Regions from separate parts of the Homo sapiens genome. Here regions 1 and 2 are each linked to region 3. Evidence: chromatin contacts called from ENCODE Hi-C data. All regions are on one chromosome and are shown on one strand. Each heading gives the region's core, a stretch centred on a gene start or an enhancer-like site at or near the end of the contact. The rest is flanking DNA. Distances are from core to core; before and after follow the strand shown. Region 1 has its middle 85 kb from the start of LINC02399. Region 2 has its middle 71 kb from the start of DUSP6. Region 3 holds the start of RLIG1 (RNA 5'-phosphate and 3'-OH ligase 1).

Region 1 (2,700 bases), core at 6-2,505, 1.8 Mb before region 3:
TTTCAGCCTGAACTTAAGTAGCATCATTGCTGACACAACACATTAATAACAAAAGGAGAGCTTCCTGTTCTTCTTTTTACAAAGCTTTGTAACCTTGGTTTCTGGGTCTCCTTGTTTTGGAAAAAGAAAAACAAAATCACTTCCTGATGACTTTTCTGCTGAAGAGAAATCTGACTAAAAAATAATTAAGAAAATAAACACACTTTACATAAAGATATGTGATACTTTTTTATTGTTTTTACTTCATCTTAAAATCTGACCACACATTATTGTTTTTCTCTCTGTAAGTATGCACAAGAAAAAAAACTAAAACACACCGCTTTCTGGGTGCTGCTAATAGGTGTTCAGTATCACAAAGATCGAACAAACCACATAATTGTGACAATTACTATGGCAACTAACAAAATTTTCAAATCAAAATACCCACTCTCAACGCCGCCCACACAGAGCTTTTAGAGCTAGCATCCACTTCCACTTCAATGTACAGTGTGCAAATTTGGAAGGCCCTGCCATCTTGTAACCACAGTGAAGAAAACTGCCTACGTTAACTCTGCTACTTTATTTTCAGTTGACTGTTTCGTATGTCAGACAGCATCTCTTGCAGCACTCCATTCAAAAATGGAGACCAAAGAGTCGGCTGCCCAGTCTGTAGAAAACTGCACATAGAGCCTGAAGCAGACATGGTACTAAATTAGCAATACCATCCATATGTTTTCTCCTCTGGGCATTCAGAGTCACGAAAATAAGTTCTCCAAAAATAACTCTTCTATCACATAGTGTATCTTCTTTCCTCTCATGAATCAGATCGTCATTTTAGTCTGTCTGATTTAATTTTCTAAAACCAACTCCCTCATATCTGAGAGAGCCTTTCCTCAAATAAATGCCACACAGGAAAGCTGATATGTAATAAAATTGTAAATGGATCTGTTTAAATTTGGTTGGAATGTTCTGTTTTGTTTTGAGAGACAACAGAACTTTAGGAATCTTTCAGCTCACCGTCATGTGCTGATGAGGAAAGCCTCAGGATAGAGACCAAGGCCTCTTGGAAAAAGCTGAAAAGATAGGGAAAGCGTAAAGAACAATCCATGTCTTGCCAACACAGCCTCCTAATTGGGGAAAAAGAAGTCACTGGACAGAATCCTGCTCTGCTCAGCAAACATCACTGTGTCACTTTCTCTTCCTGCTTCTGCTTCGGCAGAAACAGGAACTCTTAAGGCAAGAAAGCCAGAGGAAGTGACCTGCATTTTCTTGGCGGGACAGACACACAAGCAAATTGAGGTTTCCTCTGCTAGGGCACATGAAGTTAGGTGAATCCACTGTTGAGTTGGAAATTGTCCTAACTGGCAGCAAAGACATCATTGTAATAATAACAATTAACAACCCGACACTCACTGGTGCTTACAATGTACCAGCCATTGTTAAAAGTGCTTTACAGAGACAAATTCATTTAATCCTTATGTTCAGTGTAGCCCTGTCATCCCATTTTACAGATAAGAAAACTAAGGCACAGAGTGTTAAGCAACCAGCGAGGTATAGAGTGGAGCCAGTATTTAAATTCAAACAGCCTGTTACAGACTATTAAACCTGAGAAGTTTTTAGGTGTCTGGAAAAGTGTACAATGTTTTATCTTGAAATTTGTTGGCTTTCAAAATCTGTACACACACACACACACACACACACACACCCCAAAAAATTGCAATGTGATGTTTGATGTGACCAGTGTTTAATGAGAAAATATTTCTATATTTGCAGAAAACGTAACTTGTGTATGCCTCAGACTAGGACATAAGAACTACCCACCCCCTACACCCCAACCAGCCTATGGCAGAACAACTGTGTGGCTAGAGCTGCATTTTAAAAAGTGAGTAAACCTAAAGTTGTTGAGAAAGGAACATGCAGTAAACAATGGCAAAATACAATCAACTCGATTATTTGTGATTTATAACTGGGAGCACAGGTCATTCAAACAGCTACTTGAGTCAATAATTCCAACTTTCTGCCCATGAAAACTTTTTGTATTCATTTTCTTTTACTGCTGGAACAGATTGCTACAAACTTTGTAGCATAAAATAACACAAATTGAGTATCCTATAGTTCACTAGGTCAGCAATCTAGCATGGGTCTCATCAAGAGGCTGTAGGCTGCATTTCTTCCTGAAGATTCTAGGGGAGAATTCATTTCCTGCTCATTTGGGTTATTTGCAGCTTACTTCTTTGTAGAGGTAGGCCTGAAGTCCCTGTCTTCTTGCTTCCTGTAAACTGAGGCTCATTCCCAGCTTCTAGAGGCTGCTACCACTTTGCTTGGCAAGTAGACTTCTTGCTCCATCTTCAAATCCAGCAATGTCAGGTTGATTCCCTCAAATCTCTCCACCTTCTTCTTCCGTCTCATCTCTCTGACCCAACTGAGAAATGCTCTTTCCTTTTAAGAGATCATGTGATTACATTGGTCCCACACCATTAATCCAAGATACTCTCCTGATCTTCAAGTATACTCCTTTAATCACTGTACATCTGCAAAGTTCCTTTGCCATGTAAGGTGACATGTTCACAGTCCTACACAGTTGCACATACTCATGTCTCCAGAGATTAGGACATGCATATCTTTGGGGTATCATTATTCTGACTCCACACTTGTGAATAAGAAGCCAATTCAAAGATTTTCTTTCTCTTTTTCTCTTTAGCAGCTTTATGGAGGTATAAT
Region 2 (2,700 bases), core at 122-2,621, 1.2 Mb before region 3:
GACTGGTTTCCAGTCTTTGATCTGCCACTAGTTTGTGACCATAGGAAAACCATCTTAACTTTTTTTCTGAACCTCTGTTGTTTTCATTTAAAAGAATGGAGAAGTGTTACAGCTCTTTTAAAATTTATCTAACAGGTTTTCTGTTTTTTAACTAGAAAACTCCCCATGGGAAAAAAAAATAGCGAGGAATCATATTTTCCCAGACAATTTCTTATGAGAGCCAGATAAGATTATGCATATCAGCTCATGGTAAAAGGCAGTAAACCAATATCAATTAAGAAATAATTTAGGGTTGGGTGCAGTGGCTCACACCTGTAATCCCAGCACTTTGGAAGGCTCAAGAGGGTGGGTTACTTGAGCCCAGGAGTTTGAGACCAGCCTGGGCAACAAGGCGAAACCTTTTCTCTACAAAAAATACAAAAATTAGCCAGGTGTGGTGGTGTGCACCTGTAGTCCCAGTGACCTGGTAGGCTGAGGTGGGAGGATGACCTGAGCCTGGGAGGTTGAGGCTGCAATGGGCCGTGATCGCGCCACTGCACTCCAGTCCGCCTTTCTTTTTGGGTCTCAGTGATCTATTGAAAACTCTGTTGTTCATATTGTCCTTTCCAAAAGATGGTGACTAAATCATTTAAGTTAGACAGCCAAGATTTAGCTCTGAGAACTAATTTTGGCTTATTGTACTCAACATATTTAAGACTGTCAGCAGTTTTTGTTCTCTCCAATGTTTAATAAGGTCAGGAGTTTAAAAAGAGAGCAATTTTCTTGATAAAGTTTTTCCTTCTTTTCCCTTTGGGAAACATCACTGTGCCTAACTGCTTTAATGCTGAAGTTGGCAGGGCTTGCAGGTTGGGAGCAAACAATAAAAAGTCCCTCGCTGAGACAGACTGTATGGAATGAATGCCCTGGGGAACTATACCCCTGCCCAACCCCCTCTGACCCCCCCAACTCAAAGGCCAGATGGGCTCTAGACAAACCCTGGGAGTGTGGGCAGTCTGGGGTAGTGGAGGCCAGCTGCTGTTCTAGGAAATTCCCTCTCTGAAAGACACATGGGAACCCTGTTTTGGTATCCAGAACAGTGCTGAAATGGTCAGAAATAGGACTAAAGTTGGTGGACTTTGCGTATGTACAGACAGAAACATCCTGCTTTCCAAAGAGCTGAACGCTGAGGGTCATTTATCTGTGGGATTCAGGGTACACTAAAGGTTTCTAGTTGAATTGGTTCTCATAACTTTTGTTGCATGTCTTACCTTTATGAAAAAGGCCTTTTCCAACAAGCTTATTTCATTGAAGTGTTATTGTCAGTCAGCTGAGCACGATGGAATGAATTTTGTTTGTTGTAAGGGCAAAGAAGCAGGCTAAAGAGGATGTGGTGAAAGATTCTACTTCCTGTCTATTCAAAGGATGTGAATAGACAGTTTACATAACAGAAAATTCAGTAGGCTCACATATGGTAAATCATACAGCTTTGTTTGCAAATAACAAAATACACATTAAAAAAGTTATAGCGTCTTTGAAAACCTATTAAACTCACAAAAATAAACAGAACCCCAAAATTCAATTATTTCTTGTGAGCAATGTGTCCAGGTTGTATGCTATGGTGAAAAGAATGCTGCATTTGGAATGCGAAGACTTAAATGTAACACAAACTGTGAGCAAGTTATTTACTTTTCTGAAGCTCAATTATTTTCTCATCTATAAAGGGTGGATAATAATATCTATCAACCTTATGAAGTTTATAACAGATTCATATAGGTGAATGGAAGAAATTTTCAAATGGCAAAGCACTGTATAAATATGTTTTTGTGTTTTTAATCAACAAATTAATAAGAGAAGTGACAAATTTTAGTTACTTATCCTTTTCAGAAGCATGTGGAATACAATTTATGAATGCACTAATTGTGTTTAGCAATTTCCCTTTTAGACACTGATGATGAACTAGCTAAATAAACCGTCTCAAAATGTGGGAATTACTTTTTAAAAATTACAATGTTGTGGGCTCTATCAGTACACTGACATTAAACTCAGATTTCACTGAGTTTATTTTGTTGGGTGATTTCATCAATGTTAACATAATTTAATCCACAAAATAATCATAAGTGGTAGATGTTATTCTTTCCATTTTAAAAATAGGAAACTAAAAGTCACCCAAGTTCTTAGTTGACTGATGCTTACATAAAATGATATTGAGTTGAAAAAAACTAAAAACAAAATGGTGTATGTGCATTTTACTTAACATTATATATGAATATGAGGACCTTAATGAATGGAAGACAATTTGAAGAAATACAAATATTTAGACCTAAGTACCTAAACACTTTTTATCTTAATTCTTTTTTAATTCTAAGAAAAAAGTGATTTTGTATCCTGGAACTTTGCTGAAATTGTTTGTGACAACTAGGAGTCTTTTGGAGGAATCTTTAGGGTTTTTTAGATATAGAATCATATTGCCAGAGAATAGGGATAAATTGACTTTCTCTTTTCCTATTTGGATGTCTTTCATCTCTTTCTCTTGCCAGATTGCTCTGGCTAGGACTTCCAGTACTATGTTGAATAAGAGTGGACATCTTTGTTTTGTTGTGGTTCCCATTACTGGTGAACTGAATTTTTAAAAATGTGCTATATATACACCATGGAGTACTATGCAGCAATAAAAAAGAATAAAATCATGTCCTTTGCAGCATCATGGTTGCAGCTGAAGGC
Region 3 (2,776 bases), core at 16-2,515:
TATTCTGACGAGGAAAGAACATGGTGATGATCAGTCTGAGTGGCAAGTAAGACCAGTTAGGTGGTGCAATGAGCAGGACATGAAATATTAACTGTAACAGCTGTGACAGCACTAGAAAGCAGGAAAAGATCAGATGCTATAAGGTAAAAAGCATCAAGGTGAATGGAAAACTGGCATGAAATGATTCCAGGGTTCATTCTTTAATTCAACAAATATTTATCCAGTGCCTACCACGTGCCAGGTCCTAGAAGCTGGGACTAAAGATAACAGGGCAATCTTTGCCTTAAACAAGTTTTAGTCCAGAAGACGAGAAAGCCAGTGCCAATGATGAAACTCAAGTGAGGTGGATTTCCAATGGACATGTTGGTTTTGTTTGAAATCAGCAAAGTTGGGAAGCACCCAACTAATCACTGGGGATTCTACTGATCAAAGACTACAACGTTTTATAGTACAATATGAAAAAATTACCCAAATATAGGTTACTCACTAGCATTTACCGAGGGCACACTATGGAAAACACGTTGCTGCAACAGAAAACCTTGAGAACACCAAAGTTAGAATAAATTAAGTAATTACTGGTAATATGAGGTGTGAACTTCAGTGACCTAATTAGGCTACTGTCAACACCGCCACTGGTTCGGACAGAACAGGTAAAGCAAGTCTTCTAATATCCACCCTTTCTTACTGCACTCTTGAAAAGTAGTAAAGCTTGGACTGTGGCAATTACCTGATTAGGGGGTTTCCCCAAAAGGTGCTGACCTGAAAAGGAAGGGACATGCTGTGGATGTGAGTTATCCATTTCCTTGCGAGGACAAGTTTGAATCTCCTGATAAGGAAAATTCTTTCGCAAATTCCCTCCCTCACAACTAAGAAAAGTACAAGAACCTGGAGCTCAGGGCGTACGGAACTCCCACCCCAGACCTCCCCAGGGAAACCTACAGAGGTTCCTGGCCTGCAGGGCAGTTCTAAAGCGCCCAGCCGCCCTCGCCGGGTTCGCACTGAGCCAGCGCCGCGGGGAGGAGCCCACGCGGGCCGCCAAGCCTGCCCGGCGCTCCTCCGTACCTGATGCTCCCTTTTGGAGGAAGGCTCCTCTTTCACCTCCGTCACAAACACACACGGCATTTTCCGCTGCACGGAGCCCAAGCGCTTCATGATGAGCCCAACAAGCAGTGCGAATGGAGGGCGTGCTTTCGAGCGGCGCCCGGTCCAGTCGCGGAGAAGCCCTGAAGCAGTCACCCGCACGGCTCAGGCCACGCACACTCCGCGCCCAGCCACCGCGGCTGCGCCCCAACTACCAAGCCCAGCGAGGGGCGGGAACGCCCGTCCAGAAGCGGCTTCCTGGCCGCGGCGCCTTCTGGGAGTTGTAGTGCAGAAGCTGAGGCGCCTGGTGGGTTCCCACGTGCGTCCTCCGCCCCCCACCCTCGGTTTTAATAACCGTGAAAAAAAAAAAAAAAAGATGCGTTTCCCGAACGTGGGTACTTAGCAATACCTAGTAACTAATGATTTTTTGGGAAATTAAATAAGATCAAATTATAAGCAATGAACATTTCAGATGTCGATTTAACACAGTTCCAATGGAAACTGCTTGCCTGTTATCTTTAGTTCGTGGGGGAAGCACTGTAGAAGTTTAGAAATGGCTAGAGACATCCCCAGATTCCCAAGCAGAATGAAAACTTCCTTTCCGGTAAGACTATCAGAAAACCCTATAATAAAACACCTGGGATCAAAAAAAGTTGTCGTTTGAACTACTCCTTATTGTGCAGCATAGCATGGTCGAAATGATTCTGATGTTCTTTTCGGAGTGAGTGCGAAATTTCAGCCTTAGACTAATCCAAAAGTACAGGAATACCTACAACCAGATTTCATTCTCAAGTTTTTCATAAGAATCTTGTTTAATTAAAGGTGAGCTCCAACAGCCCAAATGGCTTGAGTAATGGTAGTCAATCAACTGCGAGCTAAAAACAGCCTTAACTTACTGCTCAAAAGAATATTTTGAGGGTAAGTGATAAGATGGACAATGACTAAATAAAATAAATACTAAATATTTAGGAATAGTAGCCTTTCCATCTCATTGAATGTAGTAGTTCCTAGCCTGAAGTTGTAGGGGAATTTTGACTTTACTGCCATCCTTTATGGGCTTGGACTAGGCCCAGGTCTCATTTCTTTGTCTTATCTGCATGTACTCAACTGTCCAGCATGTTACTGACTTAGCCCTTGGAAAAATTAAACAACTATATCTCACTTAGAGGTATCTAACTAGTAAGGGGGTTCTCAAAGAATAAAACATCTTCCTTTAAAAAGTTCACAGTTATATTGAATACTGACAGTGAAAAAAAATAAAATTTAAAAAAAGTTCACAGTTTTTTGATTACTGGATTCAGAGGGGAGGGAGGAAGAAAGAGATTTGCCATTTCAAAGTGTTTACTTTCTTTTCTACTATCTTTTTCTCACAGGAAAACACAAAATGTTCTCCCACATCACACCCCGCCTGCATTTATCAAAAAAGAAAACACCTGATGCTGGCTGTGTGCTGTTGGAACCAGAAACTTTTTAGCATATTATAGTCGAGTGCCAGTGACTTCTTTGTTCTTTCAGAGGCATTCTAAAAAGCGGCGTGTTTCACGAATCTCAGAGACAACAACTTTCACAACTATCAACTGTCACCTCCCAAACTGCCACAGAACCTTTTAAGTCCAACATTCTGTCATTTGTGGGAAATACTCATCTTCTAAAACACACTCTACTTATTCTTTGAATAGTAGTTGCAAAGCTAGTC

What was found. Hi-C counts contacts between places; a loop is a spot of excess contacts on that map. Pooled maps may share reads with other maps.
Region 1: a pooled map shows a loop between it and region 3 (3-fold over the local background). The contact joins the enhancer-like site here to the promoter of RLIG1 in region 3. A Hi-C loop is called at or near these places in 4 of 50 pooled maps.
Region 2: a loop to region 3 is called in a pooled map, with 3 times the contacts of the local background. The contact joins the enhancer-like site here to the promoter of RLIG1 in region 3. A Hi-C loop is called at or near these places in 3 of 50 pooled maps.

The regions. Positions count from the first base shown.
Region 1 is chr12:89,861,491-89,864,190 of GRCh38, reverse strand. No RefSeq gene overlaps it. Among named protein-coding and RNA genes, the nearest start is that of LINC02399, 85 kb to the left of the region's middle. Within about 2 kb of position 1,255, at least 17 of the 41 ENCODE cell types and tissues checked have a DNase peak (open chromatin) inside an H3K27ac peak, as active enhancers do.
Region 2 is chr12:89,279,687-89,282,386 of GRCh38, reverse strand. It overlaps the pseudogene RNU7-120P. Among named protein-coding and RNA genes, the nearest start is that of DUSP6, 71 kb to the left of the region's middle. Within about 2 kb of position 1,371, at least 6 of the 41 ENCODE cell types and tissues checked have a DNase peak (open chromatin) inside an H3K27ac peak, as active enhancers do.
Region 3 is chr12:88,034,025-88,036,800 of GRCh38, reverse strand. RLIG1 (RNA 5'-phosphate and 3'-OH ligase 1) reads right to left here and starts at 1,265. Exons shown (of 7, transcript NM_001009894.3): 1 at 1,063-1,265. The coding sequence starts at 1,152. It overlaps LOC107984542 (a long non-coding RNA gene), which reads left to right and starts at 1,305. Exons shown (of 3, transcript XR_007063395.1): 1 at 1,305-1,387; 2 at 2,454-2,776.